Linked DNA regions of Homo sapiens: region 1 is linked to region 2. The links are chromatin contacts, found by Hi-C or POLR2A ChIA-PET in ENCODE. All regions are on one chromosome and are shown on one strand. The core of a region is the stretch at or near the end of the contact, and the rest is flanking DNA. Distances in the headings are between cores, read along the strand shown. Region 1 holds the start of KRTAP5-AS1 (KRTAP5-1/KRTAP5-2 antisense RNA 1). Region 2 holds the start of LINC02688 (long intergenic non-protein coding RNA 2688).

What was found. Hi-C counts contacts between places; a loop is a spot of excess contacts on that map. ChIA-PET counts read pairs that join two places held with the same protein, here RNA polymerase II (POLR2A). Pooled maps may share reads with other maps.
Region 1: a pooled map shows a loop between it and region 2 (2.6-fold over the local background). The contact joins the promoter of KRTAP5-AS1 here to the promoter of LINC02688 in region 2. A Hi-C loop is called at or near these places in 1 of 168 maps with a recorded cell type or tissue (heart left ventricle) and 1 of 50 pooled maps. POLR2A ChIA-PET finds 5 or more read pairs at or near these places in 1 of 52 experiments (H1).

What each region holds. Positions count from the first base shown.
Region 1 is chr11:1,570,820-1,574,119 of GRCh38, forward strand. KRTAP5-AS1 (KRTAP5-1/KRTAP5-2 antisense RNA 1) reads left to right here and starts at 1,922. Exons shown (of 2, transcript NR_021489.2): 1 at 1,922-2,249. DUSP8 (dual specificity phosphatase 8) reads right to left here and starts at 1,452. Exons shown (of 7, transcript NM_004420.3): 1 at 1,082-1,452. RefSeq lists enhancers at 506-1,053, 1,602-2,147.
Region 2 is chr11:1,048,252-1,051,534 of GRCh38, forward strand. It overlaps LINC02688 (long intergenic non-protein coding RNA 2688), which reads left to right and starts at 1,629. Exons shown (of 4, transcript NR_160890.1): 1 at 1,629-1,711. It overlaps LOC124902605, which reads left to right and starts at 1,441. Exons shown (of 4, transcript XM_047427955.1): 1 at 1,441-1,523; 2 at 1,628-1,711.

The DNA of each region.
Region 1 (3,300 bases), core at 672-3,171, 520 kb after region 2:
GCAACAGTGTCTCTGGGTGGGCTGTGCCAGAAGGGAGGCAAGGGAGAGTGCCGGGGTTTGGATCTCCCCTCAGACCCCCCGCTGGGGCACAAAAGGAGCTTCCCTGGCCTGCAGCACCCCACCCCCACCCCAAGCTGCACAGCAAGAGCACTGCGGAGCCACGCTACATCCTGCCACCCCCTCCTCCATCCCACAGTGTCCCCGCCCCCCATCACTGCAGCACCAGAGCCCCTATTCCCCTCAGCAGAGGCCGGTACACCCCGCAGCAGGGAGACGGAGGCAGATTCTCCCAGAAGGGGTGACCCTGTTGGGGCTGGGCCTATTGTTGCCCCCTCCCCTCCAGGCCAGACTATTAGGTATCCCCACCTGGTCTGCTCCGCATCCCAGGCTGGGCAGCTGGGCCTAGCGAGGTGGCTGCAGCAGCCTGGCTGTGCCAGCCCCTCCCCCAGCGCCGCGGCTGCCTCTGCAGCAGGCGGAAGGGCGCGGGGGCTTTATCCCTCAGGGGCCGGCTGGGCACCCCGGGATGGGGAGGCAGTGCGGCCTGGACACTGGGGGGATGGATCTGCAGCCCTCCCCCCCGACAGGGGAAGGCCCCTTCCCGGGTGTCCCAGGCCAGAGGCCGTCGCGTCCCTCCCACGGCCGAGGCTCCACACCTCCCGGACCGACTCCGGGCCAGGGTCCGCCTGCTCCGGTTCTGGCCCCCGCGGGGGTGACGTTCGGGACGTCGGGGGCTCGCGCAGATCCGCGCTGGATCTCAGGCGGCCCTGGTGGGTCCTGGATTTTTGTCCCCCCCCCATTCCACACCCAAAGAAGGAGCTGCGGGGAGAAGGGCGGCAACGCGGCGGGCGGGCGTGGGCTGGGCCCGGGTCCGCCGGGCGTTGCGGGGGGCGGGGAAGGGGCCTCCCTGTCCCTGGCGTCCTGGACGGCCGTGGCCGCTCATTCCGGGGCCGCCTCCTCCTCCCGGGCGCCCACCGGGTGCCGCTGCCCCAGCGCCCCCGACGCGGCGCCCTCCGCCCCCCGGCCCGGGCCGGTGAACCCCATCCCCGGCGCCCGCCCCCGCCCCGCCGGCGCCTCCGCTCACCTCGCTCGCGCTCGCCTCGGGGGCGCTCCGGGGACCCGCGCCGCGCTCAGGGCGCCCGCTCGGCCGCGCCGTCCATGGGCCCGGCGGGGGCCCGCGCAGCCGGGGCAGGGGCCGGGGGAGCGCGCGGGCCGCGTCGCCGTCGCCGCCGTCGCCGCCGCCAACGCCGCGGGGAGCGCTCGCTCGGGCCGGGGCGCGCGCACTGCGGGCGGGCACGCGCGCTCGCGGCGCGCATCCCAGCCCCGCGGCTCGGCGGGCGCGGCCGGGAGGTTCCGGCGCGGCTCGGGCTCGGGCTCGGGCTCGGGCTCGGGCGTCCGGCGTCCGGCGGGGCGTCGTGGGGGGAGCCGGCTCGGCCGCCGCGCTCGGCCGCGAGTGACAGGCCCGGGGCGGAGGGCGGGGCCGCCGGCGGGGATGAGGTCATGCCGAGCGAAAAAAGCCCCTGACGTCACCTGCAGCCAATCAGCGCGCGCGGCTCGGGGGCAGGTGACGTCAGCGGAGCCCGGGCTCGGGGTGAAGCTGAGGCGGCTGCCGCGGGGGGGGGGCGGGGTGCAGGGTGCGGGTGGGTCGCGCCGCCGCCGCCTTCCGCCCTCACCCCGGGACCGGCTCTTAAAGGGACCACGCGGCGTCCGGGACCCCGCCTCCAGGAAGCCCTCCCGGCCCCGGGCCCCGCGTCACCCAGGCCCCCCGTCACCCGGGCCCCCGGCCGCGTCGCACAGACCCCGGACGGTCCAGCTGAGCGGCTCCGGGCGCGAAGTCCTCCCCCCGACCCGGACAGGCGCCGGCGCCGCTCCCCCCTTCTCCTGGCCTTTGTTGGCGCTGGGCCGCCGCCGGGGAGCCCTCCCCAGACCCAGGCGCGGCGTTTTACCTGCAGCGGCTGTGCTCGCCCCGCCGCGACCCCCGCAGGACGGAGCCGGATCCCCCTGCACTCGGGCGGACCTGGGACCCTCAGAGGCGAGCCGGCTGCCTCGGGTCACACATCCGCGAACTCCGGGGGCGGGCTCCCCAGGACGCCGCCGACCCCCCACGACCCCCAGCCCTCCCGCTTCCGTGGAAAGCCGCCCCGACGACCCCTGTGCGGGCTGTTGAGGGGCCGCACCCCGCCGACCGCTGTGGGAACACCTCCGCGCGTGCGGCGGGGACGCGGCGAGTCCGGGGCAGGAAGAACGCACGGGTAATTGCACCTTCGGCAGGTGTTGGGCGGGAGCAAGGGGGTCAGACTCGCGCTGCAGGGGGAGGGCGGGGGAGGCCTCGCTGTCCTGGAGGAAGGGGACAAAGACCCCTGCCCAGGAGCCTGGGAGCCTTTGAAAGTAATGATTTTTTGGCGGGGGGGGGTTGTCACGAGACACCCTAGACATTTCTAAAAGGCCCCCTCCCCGCTGCCGGGTGGAGAGGGAGCGTGGGGGGATCCGCCTTCTGCCCCCGAGCCCCCAGCCAGCCTGGGCCCCCCAGGGTCACCCTGGGGCTCTGAAGGGGGCTTCGGCCGCTGGTTGAATGAAGGGCCACAGAAAATGAAGCTGGCGCAACGACCGCAGAACCCTCAGTGGGCACCAGGACCACGGAGCTCAGGGTGCCAATGGTGATGGCTGGGGGTGGGGAGTACTGTGGGCAGCAGGGGATGCTGAGCGGGGTTTGGGGCTCCCCCTTTCCATACTCAGTCTTCCTGCCAGCCTCAGAGCTGAGTACACCGTTGGCGATTAATAAGCGCTTGCAGCTCCCTTCCCTGGCCAGCCTGAGGGGAGCGGCAGTGGCCCGTATGGGGTGGGGGTGGCGGTGGAGTGCGTCCTGGCGCAGAGCTGGCACACAGCACAAACAAACGCCTTGGCGGGAGTGGGTCTGTCCCGGAAGGGAGCCCAGGGGTTATTGGGGTTGGGGCTGCGCCCCAAAGCGGGAGGGCCCTGCGAGAAGGGAGGCCCTGGCTGGAGGGGGACCCTGAGACTGGAGGTGCCGGACCCGGATGCGGGGCCAGGTGAGTAGGGCTGCCTGCTGCAGCCTTGCTGGGTTTGAAAAGTGGGGGAGGCTTGGCCCTGGGAGGGGGCAGGAGGATTCAGGCTGAGACCCGGAGGGGGCGAAGGAGGTCCTTGAGGAGGCAGTCACAGGCCTGAAAGGACCTGGGACCCGCAGGCATGGGAGCTGTTAGCCGTTAGATAGAGGGGCTGTCGCCTGGGGGGAAGCCTCACCTGGCTTGTTCCCCCTGCCAGGCCTAGGTGAGCCCGATGGGCGTG
Region 2 (3,283 bases), core at 379-2,878:
AAACCCTGTCTCTACTAAAAATATGAAAATTAGCTGGGCATGGTGGTGGGCGCCTGTAATCTCGGCTACTCGGGAGGCTGAGGCGGAGAATCACTCGAACCTGGGAAGTGAGCTTGCAGTGAACCGAGATTGTGCTACTGCACTCCAGCCTGGGTGACAGAGTGAGACCCTGTCTCGAAAAAAAAAAAAAAGAGACCTCAGAGAGCTCTCCCACCCCTTCTACCAGAGGCGAAGGGGACCCAGTGGGAAGGTGCCGTCCGTGAACCAGGGAGTGGCCTCACCAGACATCGAATCTGCCAGAGTGTGGATCTTGAACGTCCCGTCCTCTGCAGCCGTGGAGATGCGTGTCTGTTGCTTTTATGCCGCTCAGGCCATGGCGTTTCCGGATAGCAGCCAGGTTGGAGGGACCCGCTGTCTCTCTGGGACCACTCTCTTCGTCGCCTGATGTCCACCGTCTTGACAGATGTTGTTTCCCATATTTCCTGGAGTTTTTTAGTTGCTAAATCCTGGCCTCTGCTACTCTCTTTGCTAAAAATGCTAGTCCTTGATGAAATGGAATCTTGATACTTTAATACAGAGTGGAACATAGTCACTAAATAAAACCTGGAAAAATGTAGAAGAGTAGCAGGAAGAGAACACACCCCAGCCCCGCGGTCCACCCACCCGCAGTCCCTATCGCCACCTCCTGGCTCTGGTTTCCCTGCTCGTGGGGCTGGGCAGCATTGCTGCAACTCTTGATTCGCTTTCCTGGGGCCACCATAACCAAGCAGCACAACCCGGGAGATGGCTCAGAGTCTCTCTGCGTCCTGGGAGCCTGAGATCCAGGAGTGGGTGGGTTGGAGAATGGTTCTCCCTGGGTCACTCTGGAGGACCTCTTAAGGTGGACTTCTTAAGGGACCCCCGGCTCCCACCTTGCCAAAGAGCCTCCGAGCCACACCTGCCTCCCGCAGGCCTCCAGTTGGTGCCCACATGCAGCCCCCGCCGTGGGGTCACCCTGGGGTAAGGGTCTCTCCTCCCCTGCTAACCTTCTGCTGGGTCTTGGCATCCCTGGGATGAACCCTCCTGGCCTGGACCTTGCCGGCCCACATCAACCCCCAGCCCTCTGCTCCTTGGCCTCACCCACAGCCTGCAGAATGTAGGTGAGTTTCCTGATGATAATATAATAATAGCAATGATGATGATGATGATGATGATGGCAATAACAATGATGACAGTCAACACTGCCGCGTGCCGGGCTCTGGCCCTTTGCATGTCTGGGCCGGCTGTACAAGGCACTGCTGGGGCTCCCGGGCTGGGAGCCAGGGACAGGCACCGTCACAGCAGCCAAGGGGCCCCCCTACCACCCCAGCACCTGCTGGCCCTGAACCAGCTGCTCCTTGAGAGCTTTGACAGACTCTTCCGCTTGGCAGCATTTTAATCTGCTGGTGCAAGAGCCTTGTCGCTTCCTCAAAGCCTGTGCCCATGGCCGTGGGCAGCTGCCTGTCCCTGTATAGGCAGAGCTGCGTCATGCCCTGTGGCCCCAGGTCTGGCTCTGGGGTTCTGGCTGGGCGGGGCCTGGAACCTTCTGGGAGTCACCATTGACTGGCTGCAGCCACCGGCTTCCCAGCAAGGATGTCCTCTTCTGTAGGAAAATGGGGACGTCGGGAGCATTCTCTGGACAGCAGGAGATGCATGTCGACAGGCTGGCCCTGCCTCTTCCCACCCCAGAGTGGTGAGTGGGGATTCTGGGGACTTCCCTGGCCCCCATGGGCCTCGCGTGTCCTGGTGCCCATGTGTCTCCAGTCCCAGGGTCGGCCACGGTGTGGACCCCTCCACTTTCCTCCAGGCCTGAGGTGGGGCCCGGGCGGCCTGTCAAAGAAGAGCCCAGCCCAGACCCTCCCCAGATCCCTGGGGGAAGGAGGCCACCAGGCACCCTGCCTTCCTGCTGCCTGTCAGGGTGAATCTCAGGGGACCCTGGTGCAGGAGGGGCTGGCTCTGAGCTGGACAGGCCTCTGGGGTTGCCCTGGTGGCCTTCCCTCTCTCTGGGTCAGACGTGCCCAGGCAGGGAGGGTCCAGGCCATGACAGAGCCGGGCCAGCTGGGGACAGGGCATCCCCCAGTGCAATCCTTGTAGCGAACGGGTCCTAGAGTGCAGCTGGCGGGACACTCCCGCCATCACTGGATTTACTGCAGGTGGAGACGGGTTCTGTACCCACGTAGATGAGGAAACAGGCACAGAGAGGGGGCAGCCTGCCCAAGGTCACCGGGGAGGGAGTGGAGAGGCTGGATGCCCTTGGGCCCAGACTGCAGCCTCCCCTCCCCGATGTGCTGCGGCCCCAGTGTCCTGGGCCCCATGTGGCGCCTGAGCCCACAGGTGTCACCAAAGGTCTGAGTTGCGGGGACAAAGGCGGGGACAGGCCCGAGGTGCGGGGACAAGGGCGGGGATGGGCCTGAGGTGCAGGGACAGAGGCGGGGACAGGCAACCCCTGCGGTTCGAGGGGTAGGTGGCCACACGTCAGTCCCTGGGAGGGCCAGGCAGGAGGTGGGCCCAGCGGGGCTGGGAAATGAGGGGCCAGTGCCCCCACGCTCACTGCAGGGGATGTGAGAGGGCGAGTGGTCGCTCAGCCACACCCACACCCGTGTGTACAGGACCCACGCCCGCCCGCCTTGCTGTCCCGCCCGTGCACGGCTCACACAGCTTCTCCCATTATTCAGGCGCTGCCGGGCCCTGCAGGACTCAGATCGTCCCTGTGCCACTTGGCAGGGTCACCCTCACGCCTGCCCGGTGGCCCCACCTGCCCCACCTGCCCAGCTTCTCTCCCTTCTCAGTGCTGTCTGTCCCAGAGCCTCCCATCAATGGGGCCAGAGGGCTCTGGCCCGGCTGTGGGCTGACTGTTCTCCCCAAGATGCCTGAGAGCCACCCGGGCACCGGACTTGCCAACATGCAGGCACACGCAGGCACACACCTGGGCCACACGGCCCTGAGCACACGCCTTGCCCAGCCCTCCTCCGGGCTGTGGTGCGGGTGCCAGGTGCCACCTGCTGGCGGGCTACAGCATCACGGCTCTCGCCCTCCGGAACCTTCCATGGTGCCACACCAGCCTCTGGTCTGGCTGCAGACGGCTTGGGCTGGGCAGGGAAGCTTCCACTGTCGGGGAACCTGGGACCACAGTCTTTGCTCCAAGCGCCCTGGGCGGGTAGAGGCCAGGTCCGGTATGAGGAGCCCTGGTTCCCTGAGGTAGACAGAGCCAGGCAGACGTTGAGGAGACATGGGGGCTGTAGCCCTGGCCCCACTGCCCGACTCT